2 separate regions of the Homo sapiens genome follow, and region 1 is linked to region 2. Evidence: chromatin loops called from intact Hi-C (ENCODE). Cell type or tissue: dorsolateral prefrontal cortex. All regions are shown on one strand. Each heading gives the region's core, and the rest is flanking DNA. Links, peaks and the distances in the headings are about the cores only. Region 1 holds the start of LINC03035 (long intergenic non-protein coding RNA 3035). Region 2 has its middle 60 kb from the start of LINC03035.

Region 1 (9,180 bases), core at 613-8,612, 59 kb after region 2:
CTGAGAGCTGATACGGCAATTCCTCCACCCCAGGTGGTTGTCAGCTGGGAGGAGGCATCGCCAACAGCCTGCTTCGTGTTTAATTTGGCCAGCTCTGTAACACATCTCTTACTTCTAGCTATTTGTCTTAAAGGAATGGATAGGCGCTTCCACATCAAGCCACAAAAAAATTCGTCTCTAGTCATTACGTATTTATTTTTAGGCCTTTTGAAGTGAACTCTCTTCTCCATCAGATGCCCCTAACTAGTCGGAAACTGGGTCCCTGCCTGCACTCTGTGAATTCCTTCCGGAGCACTCCTTTTGGTTGCTTCCAAGCAGAGCTGAGGGAGGCGCCTGGGCAGTAAGACAAACAGACCTGGGTGGGCTCCAAGCCCTCTGGCAGCGCTCTCCCAGCCTCCCTGCTTTCTGAGCTATCACAAACTCTTCCAAAATCATCCCAGCCTGCTGTCATAACACAGACCCAGCTCGCTACTCACTCAAAAGTACAGCATCTAGACATGCTTCGTGCAGCCCAGAGAATCCCTAGCAGCCAGGAGAACCACATGGGATATTCTTACATCTCACTCCTGACTTTGGGCCAGAACGTGCCTATATTAATATTTCAATTACTACATGCAGTTATCCTACTGCACATCTATAGCTATGCCCAGGGCAGAGAGTGTTTGACCTATAAACCTAGTTCATGGGTTCCCATTCACATTTCTAAGCCAGACTCTCTTAATTTTGAATTTGAGAGCGTTCAATAGGGAACAGGGCCAAAGTTTATCTTTCAGATCCTACCTAAAACTTTAGTAATACAAATTGATAATGCCAACAAGATGTAAACTGTTTGGATTCATTTCTTAAGATTTTCGAAACAAAGTACCATATACTGGGTGACTTAAAACAACAGAAATTTAGTCTCTCACAGATCTAGAGACTGAAAGTCCAAAATCAAGGTGACGGTAGGGCCGTGCTCCCTCTCAACTGGAGTGGGGAAGACTTCCTTGCCTCCCTCACTTCTGGTGGTGGCTGTAGAGCCTCAGTGTTCCTTGGCTGGAAGCTGCACTGCTCCAGTCTCTGCTTTGCTATCACATGGCATGCCCCACTCTCTGTTTCTGGGCCCAAATTTCCCTCTTCTTATAAGGACACCAGTTATATTGAATTAGGGCACACCCTAATGGCCTATCTTAACTCAATTACATTTACAAAGATCCTACTTCCAAATAAGATTATATTTATAGGTACTAGGGTTTAAGACTTAATACATCCATTGGGTGGACACAATTCAACCCATAACACTATTTGTCAGTAAGAAGATGATCACTTCCAAAAACACACATTTAAATACTGACAGTAGGCATGCAAACTAAAAACAACTGGGCTCAGATGACCCCAATGGCTTCCTGTTATCTACATAATATAGACATAGCAGTGTCTATGCACCTCATCATTCTCATCTTCTGGATCTAGCTGATGTGAAATCTTATCATTTTTGTGAGCACCTATTAGGCTTTTCTACCTCTGAGACCCATTCCTTGGAAGGTATTTTTGTTTTTGTTTTTGTTTTTCTGTTTTGTTTTCACACACCAACATCTTTTGAGATCTCATTCAAATAATATTTCTCAGCTCACACCTGTAATCCTAGCACTTTGGGAGGTTGAGGCAGGTGGATTGCCTGAGTTCAGGAGTTCAAGACTGAACTGGCCAACATGGTGAAACCCTGTCTCTACTTAAAATAGAAAAATAAACAAATAAATAAGTTAGCCAGGCAAGGTGGTGCACATCTGTAGTCCCAACTACTCAGGAGACTGAGGCACAAGAATCCCTTGAACCCAGGAGGCGGAGGTTGCAGTGAGCCAAGATCACATCACTGCACTCTAGCCTGAGTGACAGAGCAAGACTCTGTCTCAAAAAAAAAAAAAAAAAGAAAGAAAGAAAGAAAGAAAGAAAAGAAATAGTATTTCAGCTTAAGCAGTTAGAGTGTCTTTACGTATGCTGAACCTCAGTTATCCAGGTATTACTATAGAGCACAACCCAAAATAAGAAGGGGAAAAGACCATTTAGTAAAAACCACTCTAGGTATTAAAAAAAACCCTCCATTTTTATGAGCTGTTCTAATAAGTTTGGGCAATTGGTTTTCTATATCTCAACAAAATGAAAGAATCAAATTTAAAAAGGCCATGGTGATGTTGGAACAAATGGATATCCATATGTGGAAAAAAAAATGAACCTCAAACTACAACCTTTACATCTCATACAGAAATTAACTCAAAATAGATCATAGATCTAAATGTAAAACATGAAATTATAAACATTTTAGGAGAAAACATAAAAGAAAATTTTTATGGTATTGGCTTAAGCAAAAAGTTCTTAGCTACAACACCAAAATCACCATCTATAAAAGAGGAAATTGAGAAACTGGACTTCCACAAAATTAAAACCATTTGCTCTGCAAAGGATAATGTATAGAGAATGAGAAGAGAGGCTTTAGACTGAGGGAAAATATTTGCAAATCATACATCCAACAAAGGACTTATATGCAGAATATATAAAGAACACTTAAAACTCAACAATAAATAAGCCACCTATTTTTTAAAATGGGCAAATAATTTGAAGAGACACTTCACCAAAGAAGATACATGGTTGGCAAATAAGCACTTGAAAAGATACTCAACATCATTACTCATTGGGGAAAATGAAAATTCAAACCACAGTGAAATATTCCACCACACCCATTAGAATGGCTAAAATTTTAAAGTACTCCCAACACCAAGTGATGCTGAAGATGATCTCTCATATATTGCTGGTGAAAATGTGAAATGGGGGCCAGGCATGGTGGCTCACGCCTGTAATCCCAGCACTTTGGAAGGCCAAGGTGGGTGGATCACTTGAGGTTAGGAGTTCGAGACCAGCTTGGCCAACATGGTAAAACCCTGTCTCTACTAAAAATACAAAAATTGGCTGGGCATGGTGGTGCATGCCTGTAGTTCTAGCTACTGGGGAGGCTGAGGTGGGAGAATCACTTGAACCCGGGAGGCGGATGTTGCAGTGAACCGAGATCATGCCACTGTGCTCCAGTCTGGGCAACAGAGTGAGACTCTGTCTCAAAAAAAAAAAAAAAAGAAAAAGAAAAAGAAAAAAGAAAATGTAAAATGGCATAGAAGCTCTAGAAAACAATTCCTTAAAAAGTTAAAGCATACATGCATTTACCAGGTGACCCAGCAAGCATACTCCTGGGTATTATTCTACAGAAATGCAAAACTTCACATAAAAACCTACACAAATAGCAACTCTATGTATAATTACCCAAACTAGAAATAACCCAGATGTCCTTCAGTGGAGAATGATAAGCAAAGTATTGTATATCCCTGTAATGGAATACTACTCAGTAGTAAAAAGGAATGACTTCTTTATATATACAACGATGTGTATAAATCTCCAAAGGCATCATGCTAAGTGACAGGAGTCAGTCTCAAAAAGTTACATACCGTGTGATTCCATTGATATGACATCCTCTAAAAGACAAAATTGTAGTGACCGAGAAGAGTTCTGAGAGTGTCAGAGTTTAGGGGGAGGGGGAGGGTGTGACTTCAAAGGGATGGTACAAGGGATATTTTCGGCAGCGATGGAACTGCTCAGAGTCCTGACAGTGGCAGTGGTTGCCCAACTCTACACACATCTTAAAATTTATAGGCTTGTATACCCCAAAAAGTCAATTTTGTGTATGCTATTTTAACAAATAAAATTTTAGGAAACTGCACTGAGCAGCTAGAGATATGACTTTCCTGGTGGTTGTTGATAGCTGATAGGCTAAATGAGAAAGAGGATACTACAGCCATCCTGGACTGCAAAGTGAAAAATTAAGCAGCCCAACACATCCCCACAATCCTGTGGTCATCCTTGCATTCCCGCACAGTGAAGACATGCTGCATGCTAATTCAGTAGTAATGGTAGCTACATTGTTTCAGCATGGAATTTTTATTTTCTGAAAAATAAATGTATGTATGTGTGCATGTGTATGTTTCAGGATTTCATTGATTCACTTATGTGCCTTTAGAGCCAGAATTTCCATAGGACAATTTGTGACAATAGATCCTTAGGCCAAGATGTCAAGGTACTAACTCAGTGTGATTTATACCACCAATCTGGGAGAAAGGAAGTCATAAGCCAAAGAAAACTCTAGGTCAGAGGCAGGAGACTCTGGTCACCTGAATTGATTGCATGGACTCAAGGGTGAAGCACACAAAAGGCTGTAAGAAAAGTGTCCCAAATGGGAGCACATGAAACCAGAGGATGTGCAGCCATGGCCAGAGTCAGTCCTGGAGCAACTCTTTCCTTCTTCCCTGAGCCACCTGGTTTGCTCTCACTAGACTGACAATGGGATTGGTTTTGTTTTTGTTTTTTGATTTTTTAATAAATGGCAGTCTCCTGCCAGACTGGCCTGGAGGAACACAGTAAATGTTTTTTTTAGCCAATTTCTATGCCAAATGACTAATATTAATATTTTTAACTCATAATAGGATACACTTCATTTCTTGACAAAACTACTTATGAGGAATAGCTCAGTTACTGAGAAAGCCAGATAATTGATATGTTTCTGTCTCTGCCTTGTCATTTCTATAATGGCAGGATAATGAAGTATTATTTAGCTTAACACAATCACTTGAGCTTCTCTATGGTCTTGGAAGGAATAGACACAAGCTAGGAACCTTTTTAAAGTATAATCAGTTTCTTATACAAGATTATATAAATAAAAAGTGGAATTAATTTAAATGACAAGTGACCCATTATTTATCTTCATTATGTCCTAGGACTGGTGGTTCCATGGAAATGAGTCAACCAAGAACATTTCGTTATTATAGAGACTGAGAGAATTTAGAGTAGATCTATATAAAATAATCTTTTAAATAAGATTAGGGTTAAAGTGCATTATGAAGCTTTATATATTTCATAAGACAGTAAAACTCAGTTAAGTGGGAGAAAAAAATAAAAGTAAATAACATTTAATAGGACAAGGATAGTAAGTCAGAGTGGACTTTTCATTGACTCACATGAGGTCTCTGTTTCAACTCCACCATCTGGCATTTTGCATTTGTCTCTCTGCAACATACTTTCTAAAGGAGTGGACTGATTTTTAACCAAATTCAATACCCTCCCTAAGGAAGAGTAATGAGATACAACTCCAATCCCTTTTGCAGCTCAGTTCTTTTCTTGCAACAGCTGATAAAATCCTGTAAAACAATCTTATAAAGAAATTGTACCAATTTGTTTTGCAAATAACTGCTTAATATTAATATTAACAATATTAATATGTGTGTGAAATATTATGTGTATGACTGTGGCTTATTTGCAAATTAGGTTTACTACTGTATCTGTGAACTGGGAATCTCACTTGGAGTAAGTACATTCTGTATTTTAGCAGCCCTTTCCACATGATTAGGGACAAATCTGTTGAAACAAACAAAGAAATAACAACTTTAAAACTTGCCAGACAATTGGAGGAATGTAGATTTCAGCTATGGGACAGGATTCCCAAAGGGTTAGTGATTTCTCCATAACTAGATGATTCTTTATAACTAATGGTTGGGAGAACTAGTGAAAATTAAAGCAGAAAAAGTGAGTTGTACCTATTGGAAAATCAGAGTTTCAAGAAGATAAATAAATGAATGAAAGTACTGGTGATTAATCTATACCAACAACAATGAAGCAATTGATAATGAAACATTTCAGGCTCTTTAACCAAGTTATCAAATAAAATCCTTCTCCAAGAGGTCCATTAGTTAGGATGCAGCCTTCATGTGGTCCAGTGGGATTGTTGAGTGGGAGCATAACTTGTGTTCTCTACAGAGATAGAAATAGTTACACTTTTCAGGTCCAGGGTCATAGCAAAGGAAAGAAATAGTCATCAAACATGTCTTCAAAATGAATGTAAATTCCAGGAAGTGTAAGCTACAAATTGTGAGGCATGAAATTGCAAAGGGAAAGTTACTGCAAGGGAAGAAAGGTGTTGATTGTTCGAGACTATAAACTGCGGTGCAGTCATGTTAATTAGGGGTTTCCACTAAATTTTCTGGGTTATTTTGAAAATGTGCAAATGTGGCACAGTATACCAGTTTGATCTTTTAAACTGAATCCTAGAATTAGAATAGTAAACCCAGTGAACATAATGCATCTGAATTTAATAAAACACCCAAAAGTAAAGTGTTTCCCTAAGATGTGATTCGAAGAATTGGATTGAACTGGGTGGGATGGAGGCCAGTCACAGAAGTGGAACTTTGGCCAGCGGTCCACATGCAGTGGGGAATGTAACCACCCACTGTGAGGAAGTGGGGAACAGCAGAATAGGGTGAAGGGCTGTTTACACCCAAATATTCAGGAGTGGTTTTGAAAGGTTCCAAAAGTATATATATGTAAAATAATTACCCATAGAATGCAAAATGGGAACAGAAAGCTGTTAGTTCCTTAGGGATGGCAACAAATTTACACATTCCTTCTGGACAGGGCTATGGAAAAGATGCAAATTCTATATTTTAACTTAATCTATCCTTAGCCACATCACCCCAGTTCTGTATTCTTTGAGTGCTTCCAACAGCCTATCTTATTATTTATACTTTGAACCATGCCAGTTTACATTTAATATTATTATCTCATATGTATTGAGTGCTTACACATACAGGGCATTTTAAACTTATTTAATACTTACTATAGCACTATGAACTAGGGATTATTATACTTAACTGGTTGAGGAACAGGGGCTTCAAGACATGAACTGTCCACAATCACACAACAGGTACTACTCAAACCCCAGCAGTCAGCCTCCAGAGGCAAGACCCTTACCCAAAACTTCCCCTCATTCTATTATCTCATTATTCCATGTATCTAGTGTTTTTTTTAACATTTAGATAGTAGTAAAATTGTTATCTATCTTGTCCCTGTCCTCTTTCATGTAGGACAAGCCACAGATATTTCAAAAGAACCCTCAGGCAGAATGTATTCTCTTATTAAATGAATGTGAGGGATCTGCCTGCTCTTGAAACCAAGTTCTGGGGTAAGGGGGAGGAAGCAGGCTTGAAGAAGCACCTAACGCTTTCTTAAGCACTGTTGGACTCATCTGTGAAGGGCAAATACCTTCCAGGGATATTGGAAATCCTGTGGGCGTGAAGGGCCGAAAGAGCCAAAGAGGGGATGTGGGCTTAAAAGAGCCTTTGGAATAAAGCTCTTCTCTTCAATAAAACCAACATGACATAAATTGGTTCTTTGGATCAAACTTCAAAATGGAGCATTCAGCAATGTCTCTGATCTTTGTAACATGTTTGAGTTTTCAGCTGTCACTCCGTGTTCAGCTGCTGAGGTCTCCAAATGTGATTGGGTTTTTGCCAGAAAATAATTGTGCAGGTCCATTCATAGCTTCTTTCCAAGTGAGCTCTCTGTTCACAGGAGAGGCATGTTGTTTCTAAATAAAGTCTCCATCTTATTAAATTCTTTAGCCTATGGTTGTTGGTTTTGGGAGGGTTCTTTTTCCTAAGTGGAAAAAAAAAAAACAAAAAACAAAAAAACTCAAGATTTCTAATTCCTAGAAAAAAAATCCTTGCTCCTGACTATCCAGGATTCTGTGCCCATGTTTTCTAGTTGAGACCATGAGGGGAGTTGAAAACCCCCAGATGAGGCTGTTAGCTATAATAGCATTGAATACCTTATTGGCTTTAAATTACTTTTGGAACCAGCTCTAATCAACTTTCCGAGGATAGGCTTTCCTATATTCCTGAAGTTTAAGAACATGTTATTTTACCTAATTTAAGCAAGAATCCCATAAAAGCCAATATGGCAATATGCTCTCCAAATGGTTTATTGACCTCAGCAACTTTGGGATTATCTACATGTTCCAAGAGCCAATAAAATACTGAATAGAGAATATTAAGGTAAACTGATTAGAGAGACAGTGAAATTTTCTTCTACACCCCAAATTATTTCTTTTACAAGTCAACTCCAGAATGTATGAACAGAGATTTATTTCTTCAAAGAAAAAGAATTTTCTAAGTGCAGCTCCCCCCAGGAGGGATTAAAAGGCTTTTAATTGTTATTAATAATAACTTAATGTGAACGAATTGTGGGCAATGGAGAAAGTTCGCGTAGGAAAGAAAAAGAGAAAAGATCCTAATGCATTTCCCTAGCAGTTACGGCAGAGTAGATTATAGGTCTCTTGGAAGATGTGTTTAAGTGGTATTTAAGATGAGAGATAGTAAAAGGTACCACTAAAGGAAAAGCACCAGTAAAATAGGCAATTTGCCTATTGCACAATTTTAGGTCACTCTTCAAACAAGACCATTGGTGTCATTCACTTAACTACCAGGAAGCCTGTATACGTCTACAGTTTCAGTGATGACAACTGCAGAATTTGAAAGTGACCAAAGAAGTTAGGCTATATTTGCTGGTTAATTTGCAAATACTTGAGTGCCCTGCAACACCACAAATTCTAAAGGTGAGTCACAGAGGCTCTGAAGTCAAATCTTGAATAGCCTTGCAATTGCCCATGCAGTGCCAGGCTGGAGTTTCTCCACTAATCAAGGGAGTTGAATGGGAACAGAGCACACTAACGTTTGGCCAAGGTACAAGCATGTTTACTTTATGATTTTATCCACCTCATAGAAAACCTTCCTGAATTTATAAAGGACAGACAGAAGAATTACTGGTAATATCTTCCCTTCCTCATAAATCCATGGATAATCTCCAATTCTATTTTCTTTGGGATGGAGTTCCTGGGTCAAGGGTAATGAATGCAATTAAGGAAATATTCCAACTTCTGAAGCATCCGGAAGAAATAAAAAAGAGCTGAAGAGTCATTTGTTGATTATGTATTTTCTATTTCAATCTTTCTCACATATCCGCCTCTTAGCTCACTCCCTGCCGTTTTAGTGTGGTTATCAAAAGCAGAGTTTGCAGGATTCAAGCCCAGCCAAAGCAAACAGACCAAAAATTTAGGAAATGATTTATCTTAATCCAAGGGTGGTAATCCAATTTATTTGACTCAAGTGCTTTAAATTTCATCAGCTAAACCAGCAGCATTAGAGTTTGTCAAAATGATATTTAGTGAAAGCAGTCCCTGCAGTGTTGGCCACTTGTGAACAGAATGATTTTCATCTTTGAAATACACATGCTATTCTACCTTTTCATGCTTGTGGCTAGCAAGCAAGGCTGGTG
Region 2 (9,180 bases), core at 679-8,678:
AACAAAAAAAGTTTTTGCCTTCTTAACTTTATAGACTTTCTAGACTATATGAGTGACATAAGTTTGAAAAATGTTTCAGGGGAGTCCAGGCGTGGTAGCTCACACCTGTAATCCCAGCACTTTGGCAGGCAGAGGTGGGCAGATCACCTGCCCCCTCCGGCTGGGTCAAAGAAGGTAGTATTAAGGTTGCAGTCTGTTAATAGTATAGTAATGCCAGAGGTCAGGAGTTTGAGACCAGCCTGGCCAACATGGTGAAACCCTATCTCTACTAAATATGTACATGTATATATACATATATATATATGTATATATATGTGTGTGTGTATGTGTGTGTGTGTATGTATACATATATATGAAGCTGGGTGTGGTGGTGGGTACCTGTAATCCCAGCTACTCAGGAGGCTGAGGCAAGAGAATCACTTGAACCCAGGAGGCAGACGTGGCAGTGAGCCACGATCACACCACTGCACTCCAGCCTGGGCAACGGAGTGAGCCTCCATCTCAAAAAAATAGAATAAAATATAAATATAAATAAATAAAAAGTCCCAGGGCAATATTGAATAAATGCCTTGTTTCCTCTTGGCCTATTTCTCAGTTACAACTGGAGGCATTCGAAAACACCTCGTGTCCTACCTCCCTCCCACTTCACATTTTCTGTTTGCTTATTATGCTCCATTCACTGTTCCAAGGCATATGTGACTCCTGATTTATTTATTCCTCACAATAACTCCACAAGAATGCTATGATTCTTGCTCCAGTTTGCGATGAGAACACCAAGGCACAGAGTAGTTCATGAAATTCACCCAAAGACACAGAAGCAGTAAGTGAAAGAGCCTGGATCTGGGCCCAAGAAGTCTGGTTCTAGAATCAAAACCTTTCAAGTGGGTTACCTAGAACCTCCCTATCTAGGCTAATACCTAGAACCTGGGTTCTTTGCTATCATCTGTACATGTTATGGCAGCTCGATGTTTCAAAGCATTTCAAGGACTTTGTTAAAGCACACTAAGGACCTTGTTTGTGTCATTTTTGTCTTGTCTTCACCCACAGACCATTCCCTGATAATGAAAAGAGGAGAAAACCGTGAATAGGGAAAGGATTCAGTGGAAAATGTACAGTTTCCAGAGATGGTTTTCAGCAATTCCTTCTATTCCTCTACACTCATGTTGTTCTTGCCATCAAGAGGTAGAGCCGGCCAGGTGCGGTGGCTCACTTGTTTACTTCATATTTGTTGAATTGGTAAATTGGCTGTTACTGGAAATGCAAAAAAAAAAAAAAAAAAAATATATATATATATATATATATATATATATATATATATATATATATATATATATATAAAAAATAAGCTTCTCCAGAGCAATTTTGTTTGGTATTAAACTTTAATCATGTAACATCAAGAGAGTTTATGATGAAGAAAACACATTTTAAAAAAAAGGTTAATTTTTCAGTGTTGGTACTTTACGATTAGGTATAAGAAATGTTACAGAATTTGTGCTTATATTTTGATGAGAAGTCTTTGTTTTTGGCCTAAATCCCAGCACTTTGGGAGGCCGAAGCGGGTGGATCACTTGAGGCCAGGAATTTGAGACCAGCCTAGCCAACATGGTGAAACCCTGTCTCTACTAAAAATACAAAAAATTAGCTGGGTGTGTTGGTGCATGCCTGTAATTCTAGCTACTTGGGAGCCTGAGACATGAGAATTGCTTGAACCCAGGAGGCAGAGGTTGCAGTGAGCTGAGATTGCACTCCAACTTGGGTGACAGAGTGAAACTCTGTCTCAAAAAAAAAAAAAAAGAATTAGAGCCTACCCCTCATGCACACACGCAGAAGAAAAGCCCACCTGACCCACAGAATGGAAGGAATAAAATGGTTGTGTTAGGCTACTGCGTTTTGGAGTGGATTCTTATTCAGCAAGAGAAATGGGATAGAGAAGGGTAGCAGGACAGCCTTCTCTGGCTCCTTAATCCCTATCAAGCCAAGTTCATTTCAGCTTCCTATTTTCTTTGTAGCTTCTACCTGGAATTCTTCCCTCTCTTTGCTCAGTCCACTTCTACGTCTCTGTTCCCCAGCTTCAAGACCTGGATATGTTTCCCATCCCCTGTGATGTCTTCCTCAACATCCCCAGGCCAGAGGGATCTTCCTCTCCTCTGAATTTTTCTCCATGTATTGCCTTTCTGATGCAGATTTATAATTTACTGTTTTATTGCAAGTAAATTAATCCCAGATAAATTATACTCATGCAATTTTTATTCTCAGTCTCCATCTGGTCAGGCTGGAGAGAAACTTAAACTAAGTCATTCTGGGTTTGCCCTCTGCCTGGGTTGTGCCACAGTCAGGGTCTTAGGCAGTGCTAAGTCATTAAGTGGGATACCTCTGATTACTGGGCATTGCTCTTCACCTTACTCCTGAGAATTCTGCTGTTTCTATTCCCTCATATGTTGACATTCTGGTGATTCTCTGCTGTTTGGGGACCTGAAAACCTGGCTAGATCCTATCTCACAGATGTGCATAAAGTCAGTCCTTTCTAGCACATTGCTCTCTGCCAACTAGGGGACTGCCAGGGGACAGGGCTCTCAGCAGCAAGCCTGCCAGGACTCCTAGACACTGTTATCTGCTTCTTACAATTTCTTGTCTAGGGAAAAGTTTCAATCCATGTCTCTGTCTATTTCTTACCACAGTGGCAAGGAAGGGGACAGTGCCTATGCATGCTGACCACCTCCCACCCCAAGCATCTGGCATTGACTCTCTGCTTTTCAGCCTCAGTTCTTTCTCCTAAAGTGAGGGGAGCTTCCTTAACACAAGCACTGAAGTGGCAAGGCAGGAGGAAGGTTTGAATACAAATGGCCATGGATGAAGGGCCCAAACTCTCAAACATAAAAGGGCCATTTCTGAGGTGCAGCCTGTATGGCCCTTCAAAGAGGCCCAAGCAGGACTGAGCCCTGGTTGTCTTCAGTGGTATCCAGATAACTAATGTATCATTTCCCCTTCCTCCCTGTCTGAATCTCTCTACTCTTACATTCCTGCTTCCTGGGATCACATCCTAAGTTCCATGCATCTTGGTCCTTGTCTCAGGCTTTACTTCCAAGGGAACTGAAAGTAAGACTGTTTCCCATCCCTCTTGAATCTTCCAAACTCTCCCTTCCATTCCATTGCCTGCTCAAAGCCATCAATTTATCTACAGACCTAGACCGGTGATGCTATATCATGGGCAATTCTGCCACCCCTAGGTGACATTTGGCAATATCTGGAGACATTTTTGGTGGCCACAACTGGAGGACGGTGCTAGTGGCGTCTACTGGGAAGAGGCCAGGGATGCCGCTAAATCTCCCACCTTGCATAGGACAGCTCCCTACAACCAAGAGGGCCTCAAATCCAGCCCCACAGGGCCCCACAGGACAGCTCCCTACAACCAAGAGGGCCTCCAATCCAGCCCCACAGGACAGCTCCCTACAACCAAGAGGGCCTCCAATCCAGCCCCACAGGACAGCCCCCTACAACCAAGAGGGCCTCCAATCCAGCCCCACAGGACAGCTCCCTACAACCAAGAGGGCCTCAAATCCAGCCCCACATGCCAGTAGTGCCCCAATTAGGAAATTCTGGTATAAATATTTAGAGATGAGAAACAGGAAGTGTTGGAGGCTACTGCTTCTTTTCATCAGTCACATGCCTTTTTACAAGTTAAGATTCTCAGGTTTCAGCTTAGATCTCCTTCCTGAATCAGAACCTTTGAAGAGGACTTGAGAATCTGTGTATTTTTCTTAAACTCAGGTGATTTTGATGGATCCAGGGTGGCGCCAAGGCATACACTAGCATTTGGGGTCTAGTCCCCTTGATGTGTCCTGGGAAGACCAGCTTCCTTATTATTACAGAATGTTCTAGAAACATACTAACTCGCAAACAAAAGTTTATCATGTGGGCCCACTAGATGCTGGTATGAAATACCCTGTGACAAACAGAGACATGAGGAAAGAAGATGTGTTTTACATGTGAGCAGGGGGCTACAGAGTTGCAGGCAGGGGCTCAATAAAACTTGGAAACCCCCACCCAAACCTTTGTCCAGAGACTCAGAGAAAAAGTGACTCTGCTTTGCACTAAAAAACTGATAGGACCAAGGGGCACTGGGTGTGAAGCATCCCTGTCAATTCTCACAAATATTTTGGAGATGAATCACAAATATTAGTACTTTCAGGGGTTCAGTGACAAGGGCTGGCAGGGTTCAGAGCATTAAGATTTGATGAATTATGTTAAACATGACTAATATTGTCCTCACTCAGTGTTTAAGCCTGCAAAGTGTGGATAGTGCATTTTCTCTATTCATTTTTGTTTAGCTATACATTTTCCCCAGTTAACCTGGAAATGTTCTCAGTCTATGCTACATATCCTTGTTTTTCAATCCCCTGAAAGCTCCTACACAATGTTGGATTCATGGGCTTCTGTTGAATTGATTTTCTGGTTGGAAAAGAGCCAAGATAACTATCTAGTGACATTTCCAAGAATTCTGGATTAATATCAATAGTACTCTCCATCAAAAATGTACTCAGACTACCTGATGTCTAACATAACTTACATTCCTTTTTTTGAACTGACTAGCTTTTGCAGACTTGATACAGGTAAGCTTTAAAATAGTTTGTCAAGAAACATTTATATGTGGATTAATTGACTGATGTACAACCTTTTCCATATATCTTGAATATTGACCTGTTGTTTTGCTTAAAGCAAATTCAGCAAAGAATTGTTTTGTTTGATTTTGAGGTTTGATCCTTGCCTGATCAATGGCTGAGATTTCATCTTTGAATTTTAGGCTCCTGGACATCAATGAATAACCTAACAACCTTGGGAATAAGCAAGCATGAGGAATTGAGGAATATGGCCCAAAAGTTGAGAGTAAGACTCAGAGTCAACCCACCCATCTCCAAGTATAGATGTGCAATTTACCATCAGATTATGGGAACTCAGAGGTAAGTTACTTAACTGCTCTGTGTCTACTTTCCTCATCCAGAAGGCAGGAATTGCAGGTTGTGATGATTAATTGGGTAAATGCGTGTAGCAGCTTTAGGACAAACCCTGGCACAAGGTGAGTGTTCAGTCCACAGTAGCTGCTACTACTAGGATTATTTTAATGCCCAGGTCTGATAATGAATTTATCTGCATTCTAACATAAAATTTCTTACAGCCTTCCCATCACTGTTGGTAATCTCTCATTTCTAATAATTTTGGTAGAAGATTTTGAGCATTCACATATATAATTTTTCTTTGCCAGTAAAACCCTTCTCCTTCATCTTCTTCACCCAGCTATCTCTAATTCACTCATTGATTCATTCATACATTCAATCCTTCCATAAATATCTGCTAATTATGTCAGGCTCAGGGTTTGGTTCAAGGACTATAATGGGAACAAAATAACCCAAATATGACCTCTTTTCTCATGTAACTTATCAAGTAAATGGGATGGGGTGGAGGAAAAATCAAACAATTATAGAAATAAATGTGCCATGAAAAGTGTTGTGTATCATAATGAGTGTGCGTAATGATACTTGACTAATCCAGTGAGTTCAGAGAAGACTTCCATTGAGAAGCAACGTATAGACAAGATTCAAAGGATAAGTAAAAGGTTGCTAGGCAAATCAGGGAAGGAAGAGCATGCCAAGTAGAAGAACCAGCATGTGCAAGGGTCTTGCAGCTAATCTTTTGACTCTCAACTCAAAAGTCACTTCCCTGGTGAGACCTCCCTTTTCCACCACTGCCCCTCCAGACAGGGTCAGTGTTCCTCTTTGCATTTCCTTCTCAACAGTTTGTAATCCCATATTTACTTATTTTTGTCCCTACCAGATTATAAGCTTTATGGAAGCATAGGACATGGACATGTTTGCATTATATCCCAACATCAAGCCCGTGCTTGGCCTATGGCTGGTGCCCCATGAATATTTGTTATATTCATTGTGCCTTCCTTCAGGGATAGTTCATGACTTACTGATTGGTTTTCTTTAAGCCTATTGTGCCTGTCCTGGTAGTAAATCAAGATTATTCAATTATCCAGATCGTGTAAAATCTCTTCCTTTTGTAATACCCTCCAACTCATTTGGGGTATAGAGATTCTCCAAGTGCCTGTTATTACAGAGTACAAAACAGCCATAAATCATATGATTGAATAGATTATAATTTAATGGATGAGTTAAGATTAATTTAAAAAACCAAAGAATTGTAGATTTTTCAGAGCCAGAAAGGGCCTTGAAGTTCATTTAGCACTCATTTTATAAATTATCAAAAGATCGGGACAGGACAGGCCTTTCCACTCCACCAGCCATTTCCAAGATATGCCCTTCAAAGAAGCTTCCAAAGGCATTTACCAAAGGCATATAGGGTAACTTGATTAATAGAAGACCTAGTTCTCCAACCCTTTCCTTTGTTGTGAACAATGTTTTTATCCTAGCTGTTACGTGTCCATTTGGATCTTAATGGGAAGGAGCATTTTTTGTTCCTAAACTGCTTCCTTGAACTGGTTACAGTTATTCCAACTCAGTAGCAGGAGGGACTAGGACAATAAATAGGTGCCTTAACACCTGCAAAAGTTCTGGAAGCCTTCACATGTCACATCCTTTATCCAGAATCTGAACTGATAGGTTGGGATGGATGTGTTGTAGAAGCCCAATATCCCTGCATTACAAATAAAGCATTAAGACTGCCTATTCAAGGATAAAGAAAGGACTAGACAATATTAACCCAGAGAATAATGGCCTTGGAACACATTTGCACCTTTCTAACAATTTCCCAGCTTGCTCCACATGCTATTCAGTAGTCAAGCTGCCAAACAGACGTTTTGTCCTTCTAAAGATGGTCTCATTCCTTGAAGTTTCAGTTTTTGTAATTTGGCTGATTGGAGAACTTGGCTGAGCAAAGCATCATCAGAGATGATTTCTCTTGTTGTGAATTCAAAAGGCTTCAGCACACAGCACAAATGATCCATTAGCGTCCATTGTCTGGAGTTCAGGAAAACACCTTCTGCAGCATTGTGCAGTAATGTGTATGGCTTTTTTCTTTCTCTTTCTTCTTCTTCTATGAGGAAAGCACGCCTCCTAACATATAGGACGACTTGTTTTTCAGTATGTGAGCAGTTTATGTATGATTAAAGTTGGGGAAAACTGTCACTCTTCAAAAATTTTCAAAGAATTTTGACAAAATGGCAGGAACAAGTTTCAAACAGACTGAGAAAAGCTGCAGTACTTCTGAGTTTATCAGGAAAATGTACATGTTACATAGAGGGAAGAAACAACTAAGTATTTACTGTGCATGGTAAAATATTTTCAGGTGAGCAAAGTAGAATAAAACATTGCCTTTATCTTCTTCCAGCTTACATTTCTATTGTAAAAACAGAACTTAAAATAATACATTACCAGAAAAAAAAACAGTAAGCCAAAAGAACTTTGAAAAAGAACAAAATTGGAGGACAAACAGTATCTGACTTCAAGACTTATAAAGTTATAGTAATCAAAACAGTATGACCATTGGTGTAAAGCTAAACAAATAGATTGATGAAATAGAATAGAGTCCACAGATAGATATGTGCATATATGATGTATGGACAACTGATTTTTGACAAAGATGCAAAAGCAAGCAGTGGAGAAAGGGTAGTCTTTTCAACAGCTGATGCCAGAACAAATGGATTTCTAGCAGCAAAAAACCAACAAACCACAAAACAAAGAAACAACTTTGATCCATGGGTAGCACCAATATAAAAAGCAATTCAATCTAGTTATTGGAGGCTGGTAAGGGTCTAAGGGAGGGGAGTCTAGGGAGAGGTAGGTTAACAGTTACAAAACTATGGCTGGATAGGAGGAATAAGTTCTAGGGCTCTGTAGCACTGTAGGGTGAATATAGTTAACAATAATTTATTGTATATTTTCAAAACACTGGAAGAGAGAATTTTGAATGCTCACAGCACACAGAAATGATAAATTTTGGAGGTGATAGATATGCTCATTACTCTGATTTGATCATTACATATTGTATACATATATCAAATATCATATCACTCTGTATCCCATAAATGTGTACAGTTATTACTTGTCAACTAAAGATAAAAGGAAAAAAAAAACTCAAAAGGTATCATAGACCTAATATGATAAAACTTTGGAAATAAAAAGTAGGAAGAAATCTTTGTGACCTTGGATTAGGCAATATATCTTATATTCAATGCTAAAAGCATCAAATTGATAAATGAGACTTCATCAAAATGTAAGACTTCTGTTCTTCAAAAATCATTGTTAAATATATGAAAAGACAAATCACAAAGTAGGAGAAAATATTGCAAAATTTTGCAAATTATATCTGTAGAAGAACTTGTATCCAAAATAGAATTTTCAAAATTCAATAAAACAACTACAAGCCGCCTATTTTTTTAATGAGCAAAACATTTGTGCTGACTTTTTGGAAGATACCCAGATGGCAAATAAGCACATCAAAAGATACTTGACATCATTTGTCATTAAGAAATGCAAGTTAAAACCACAACAAGATACAACTACATCTGCTTTTCTGGCTGAGATTTAAGAAACTGACCACTCTAAGTGTTAATGAGAATGTGGAAAAACTGGAATTCTCAAACACTGCTTGTGGGAACATAAAATAGGACAACCATTTTGCAAAACAGTTTGGCCATTTCTTAAAAAGTTAAACTTATACTTACCATATGATTCAGCTATTTCATTCTTAGGCATTTATGCAAGACAGATGAATGTCTATGTCCATGTGAAGACCTGTACATACTGTTCAGAGCAGCTTTATTTGTAATAGCCCCAAATCTGGAAACAACCTAATGTCCACCAACAGGAGAATTAATAAACAAATTATGGTACCGTATATCCAGACAACAAAATACTACGCAGGAATAAAGAGAAATAAACCCAACAATATGGATGGATGCCAAATAATTATGGTGGTAAATAAAGGCATACAAAAGATAATACATCTTTTAATTCCATTTATAAAGTCCTAGTACATGTAAACTAATCTGTAGTGATAAAAAGCATATTAGTGGTTGCTTGAGGAGGAGGTGCAAGGAGAGGCACAAGAAAATTTTTTGGCTTTAAGAATGAAATGTTCATTATCTTGATTGTGGTGATGGTTTCATGGGTATAAAGATATGTCAAAACATCGAATTGTAAACTTTAAATATTTGCAACT

Evidence for each region. Hi-C counts contacts between places; a loop is a spot of excess contacts. Peaks named below come from ENCODE experiments on the same cell type or tissue, not always from the same donor. Only the 100,000 strongest peaks of a DNase experiment are listed, where the experiment ranks them.
Region 1: it touches region 2 in a loop (4-fold over the local background); 2 of 110 quality-filtered maps call a loop at or near these places.

What each region holds. Positions count from the first base shown.
Region 1 is chr18:55,079,788-55,088,967 of GRCh38, forward strand. LINC03035 (long intergenic non-protein coding RNA 3035) reads right to left here and starts at 5,805. Exons shown (of 2, transcript XR_935478.3): 1 at 5,034-5,805. In dorsolateral prefrontal cortex, for the core only: no CTCF peak of the experiment used is centred there; no DNase peak of the experiment used is centred there.
Region 2 is chr18:55,020,533-55,029,712 of GRCh38, forward strand. No RefSeq gene overlaps it. Among named protein-coding and RNA genes, the nearest start is that of LINC03035, 60 kb to the right of the region's middle. In dorsolateral prefrontal cortex, for the core only: no CTCF peak of the experiment used is centred there; no DNase peak of the experiment used is centred there.